2 separate regions of the Homo sapiens genome follow, and region 2 is linked to region 1. Evidence: read pairs that join two places in POLR2A ChIA-PET (ENCODE). Cell type or tissue: OCI-LY7. All regions are shown on one strand.

Region 1 (2,500 bases):
TACCCTATTCCTTTCCTCTTCCTCATATAGGTACTTTTCTTAGTATCCTTCTAGTATTTCTTTATGTAAATATAAGCAAAAATGAAAGGCCGGGCGCTGTGGCTCACGCCTGTAATCCCAGCACTTTGGGAGGCCAAGGCGGGCAGATCACAAGGTCAAGAGATCGAGACCGTCCTGGCCAACATGGTGAAACCCCGTCTCTACTAAAAATACAAAAATTAGCTGGGCATGGTGGCACACGCCTGTAGTCCCAGCTACTTGGGAGGCTGAGGCAGGAGAATCACTTGAACCGGGAGGCAGAGGTTGCAGTGAGCTGAGATCGTGCCACTGCACTCCATCCTGGCGATAGAGCAAGACTGTCTCAAAAAAAAATATATATATATATGTGTGTGTGTGTGTGTGTGTGTGTGTGTGTGTGTGTGTGTGTGTGTGTTATTTTCCCCTTTTCTTATTCAAAAGGTAATATACTATTTACAGTTTGCACTTTGCTATTTTCACTTAATTATTTTGGCACTCATAGAGAACTTGCTCACTCTTCTTTTTTAATAGCTGTTTAGTATCCATTGTGCAGATGGTTTATTTAACCACTTCCCTTTATATGAACACTTGGCTAACCAATGTGGCTTTTTTAATATATGTTTTTAAAACTCCTTTAGGTGGATATGGACAAGAGCGGTGAAGTACGACTTATAGAACTGGATGAATCTTTCAAAAGTGAACACACTGTTTTTGTAACACCACCTGAGATCCCCCACCTACCCAATGGTGAAGAACCCCCTTTACAGTACAGGTATTCAAGAGGCAGAATGTTTGAGATTGAAAGAGAGAAGCAATCCATCATCTGTGACGTAGCTTTCTAAGGACTGTGGTATTTTCAAAAATCCAAACTTTACAGATCCCTAATTTTTAGGTGGTAAGCAAGCTTATCCCACATCCATTATTAAGCTTTGAGGTATAAAAAGAAAACATATATAATTTTGCATAATATAGACTTGGGAAGCTCTCTAATGATGTCTGCATAAGTATCTCTCCTTGTAAATGTTGATTACATTCAGTTAGACTCCCCACACCAAATGCAGCACTAGAATTTTGATTTTTTTTTCGTTAAAGCTGGTTTCCTCACTTTCAATTCCTCTTTTCATCTCATACACAGATTGATTAATATAGCCTTGGTTTACAAAAAGATTAAATCTAATTTAGAGCCAATCTTCGTGGCCTTGATTTGTACGATATAATTTTTTAAGTTACTAATTTTTTTCATGAGTTTTAAGTCATGGAAATTCAGAATTATTAGAATTGATCATTGTTAATTTAGGGAATTTGGTTAGACACTGTGCTAAGTATACAGACTTAAACGATATATTGTCCCTGCCTTCAAGTCTAGTGAAGAAGAGAGAAAAGTCCTGAGCACAGTAAAATAAGGGCTATGATAGAGGTGAATGCATTATTTAGTTCCCAATATGCATTTATTTTTACTTAAAATTGTAGTTTCTTTTAGAGTTTAAAAGATTTCTTAATTCTCCAATAATATTTTCTTACTTTGTTTAAAGATTCTAAAAACCATTTCACATCTATCACCCATTGAATCATGGTTTGTTATTTTCATTGAAAAAGGATTTTTCAATGACATCTTTGTTTATGACTTGGATTAAATTCTTCCTTTTACAGATGAAAAAGTGGTGTGATAGATGTTTATGAATGTTGATTAATCAGAGACCACTTGATTTCTACTCTTTTCATCCAGTGATGATGATGTTTGTATCACTTTTTAAATGTCTTCTGTCAAAGATATTTAAAATATTTCTCTTAATTTCTCTCTTCCTCTCTTTGTCTTTCTAAACAAGTTCTCATTTTTTAATCTCTTTTGTACTTTATGCTTATTTGTCTTTTGGTATGTGTCACTTCGAGTTTTGTGTTTCTGTGGTTTGGTTTTAACTTTTTAATTTAAATTTTATTTTTAGATTTAGTCCTTTAACTCTAAGAAAATTTGGCCAGACGCGGTGGCTTATGCCTGTAATCCCAGCACTTTGGGAGGCTGAGGTGGGCGGATCACTTGAGGTCAGGAGTTCGAGACCAACCTGGCCAACATGGTGAAAACCCTGTCTCTGCTAAAAATACAAAAATTAGCTAGGCATGGTTGCAGGTGCCTGTAATCCCAGCTGCTTGGGAGGCCGAGGCAGGACAATTTCTTGAACCGGGGAGGTGGAGGTTGCAGTGAGCCGAGATCGTGCCACTGCACTCCAGCCTGCGTGACAGAACGAGACTCTATCTCCAAAAAAACCACATTATTTCAGCCTGTGCAACATAGCAAGACCTTATCTCTATAAATAATTTTTTAAAAATAGCTGGGCGTGGTGCTGCACACCTGTGGTCCCAGCTACTCAGGAGGCTGAGGTGGAAGGATCACTTGAGCCTGGGAGGTTGAGACTGCAGTGAGCCATCATTGAGCTACTGCACTCCAGCTTGGGCGATGGAACAGACATAAATCAAAAAATAAAAT
Region 2 (2,500 bases), 180 kb before region 1:
CCAGGCGAATCACGTGAGGCCAGGAGTTAGAGACCAGCCTGGCCAACATGGTAAAACCGGTCTCTACTTAAAATACAAAATTAGAGAGCATGGTGGCTCAGGCCTATGATCCCAGCTACCCGGGAGGCTGAGACACGAGAATTGCTTGAACCTAGGAGGCAGAGTCTTGCCTGGCAGAACAAGACTCAGGGGAAAAAAAAAAGAATTTAGTGTTCATGCTAAAAAGATATCCTGGACATATTAATTACATGGAGAAACCTAGCAGACATCACCTTAACCAAGTGGTCAAAGTTAACATCACTAGTAATTAATAGGACATCCAATTATCACAAACCTGCTGATATGATGCACTGAGAACACTTCTGTGGTGTTCCTGCCAAAAGTGTATAACTTGAGTTTAATCATGAGGAAAGAAATCAGAAAAGCCCAAAATGAGGTACACAACAAAATAACTGGACTGTACCCTTCAAAAATGTCAAGGTCAATAAACAAAAGATTGAGGAACTGTTCGAGATTAGAGGAGACTAAAGAGATATGACTGCTGAATGAAACGCATGACCTGATCTTGGACTTTCTTTGGCTAATAAGGGTATTATTGGAACAACTGGCAAAATCTGAATAAGGTCTGTAATTAAACACTGATGTGGCACTATTATCTAACTCTCTGATTTTGATAATTATACTGTGGCTATAAAAGAGAATATCCTTGTTTTTACAAAATATACACTGAAAAGTACTCAAGGATGAGGGTCATCATGTCTGCCACTTAATCTCACATGGTGCCGAAAAAATATGTATATATTTAGAGCGAAGAGAAAGAAAAGGACAAAGCAGATGTGGTAAAATATTAACATCTGAGGAATATGGGTGAAGGATATTTGCAAATTCTTTTTACTATTATTTCAACCTCTTTAAATTTGAAATTGTCAAAATGCAAAGTTAAAATAAAAAAGTAAAAGGTATGTATTAAAAACATCCTTTAGTGAACCTGAGAAAAGACAAAGCTGTACTGAAATTCAGAGGCGGAGCAATCTACCAGTCTCACTCTCATACTAGTAAACTACCTCTAAAAAAATACCATCAGCAAAATCATCTCATGGAGTCACTTTCAAATTCATGGGTGTCAAGAATGCCATGGGTCTATTCTGAAACCAACAACACAATTAACTCTGAAGTAACAATGTAAATTTTCTGATATATAATTTTACAACTTAAAATTTTTGGCCAGGCATGGTGGCTCATGCCTATAATCCCAGCACTTTGGGAGGCCAAGGCAAGCAGATGGCTTGAGCTCAGGAATTCAAGACCAGACTGGGCTCCATCTCAATTTTTAGAAATTTTAAAGCTATTTTTTCTTTCAGCAATATCAAAACACAACGTAAATACTCCCTTAAGACTGTTAACATTTAAGGTAGAATCAAGTGCAATAAAGAGTCTGTCCTCTTCACTGTTTTCTCTATGCATTCACACTTCCACTGGCATACAGGAGGAAGAAAGTTTAGAACAAACATCCTAACACCTGCAGAACAACACAGATGTCTGCTGCCACATGCAGTGATCTCTGATCCTACAGACCAACAGTGAGATTTATGCAGGAAGCTGAGGAAACAGTGAATATAGAAAGGAAAAGTGGTAGCAAGTGAAACTAAAGTCTTCTTTGCTTTCAAGCAACAATTAAGCTGTAACAAAAGTTCAATCTAGAGTGAATTTTAAGAAAAGCAACTATATGTTCATCTTTTTTTTTCTTTTTGAGACAGGATCTCACTCTGCCCACAAGGCTGGAGTGCAGTGGCATGATCTCGGCTCATTGCAGCCTAAACCTCCCAGGCTCAAGCAATCCTCCCACCTCAGCTGGGACTACAGGCGCACACACTACCATGCCTGGCTAATTTTTTTGTGTTTTTTTTTTTTTTTTTTTTTTTTAGAGACAGGGTTTTACCATGTTGCCCAGGCTGGTCTTGAACTTTTGAGATCACTGCATGTGGCAGCAGACATCTGTGTTGTTCTACAGGTGTTAGGATGTTTGAGCTCAAGCGATCCGCCTGCCTCAGCCTCCCAAAATGCTGGGATTACAGGCGTGCATCAACATGCCCAGCTCTTAAAGGGCTCAATTTTAAGTACCGACTAGTTCATGTTTGAGTGGATCAGAAGCTCAATGTTACAAAATGATGCATAAAATAGTTAACTGCAGATGGAAGACTTGGGCTCATCTTCACTTAATATCAGAATAAATGGGCCAGAATTACAGCAGAGGAGATTTGATGGAACATAAAAAATATTCCAACAATGAGGACTGTCTAAAAAGTTTTTTCAGATGAGACTTTCTGAGGCCTTAAAATGCTCACACATCTTTAAGGTAATTTAATTCACATGTTTTAAGACTATGACTCTGAGGAGCAGGGAGGTTCAGTGACTTTAGTTAAACGGGGAGTAGAAGCAAAGTGATAAAAATGTAATGCCCTAGAACTCCTGGGTCTCAATCTAGTACTCTACATGTTGA

Evidence for each region. ChIA-PET counts read pairs that join two places held together with the same protein. Peaks named below come from ENCODE experiments on the same cell type or tissue, not always from the same donor. Only the 100,000 strongest peaks of a DNase experiment are listed, where the experiment ranks them.
Region 2: POLR2A ChIA-PET joins it to region 1 with 5 read pairs; 4 of 35 experiments call an interaction of 5 or more read pairs at or near these places.

What each region holds. Positions count from the first base shown.
Region 1 is chr15:65,704,381-65,706,880 of GRCh38, reverse strand. DENND4A (DENN domain containing 4A) reads left to right here. Exons shown (of 33, transcript NM_001320835.1): 15 at 657-790. Among named protein-coding and RNA genes, the nearest start is that of SNORD13E, 8.7 kb to the right of the region's middle. In OCI-LY7, no CTCF peak of the experiment used is centred here; DNase peaks (open chromatin) are centred at 700, 1,090 and 2,290; H3K4me3 peaks cover 1,748 bases; H3K27ac peaks cover 2,500 bases.
Region 2 is chr15:65,881,301-65,883,800 of GRCh38, reverse strand. The region is part of intron 4 of RAB11A (RAB11A, member RAS oncogene family); the gene reads right to left. Among named protein-coding and RNA genes, the nearest start is that of RAB11A, 13 kb to the right of the region's middle. In OCI-LY7, no CTCF peak of the experiment used is centred here; a DNase peak (open chromatin) is centred at 1,550; H3K27ac peaks cover 730 bases.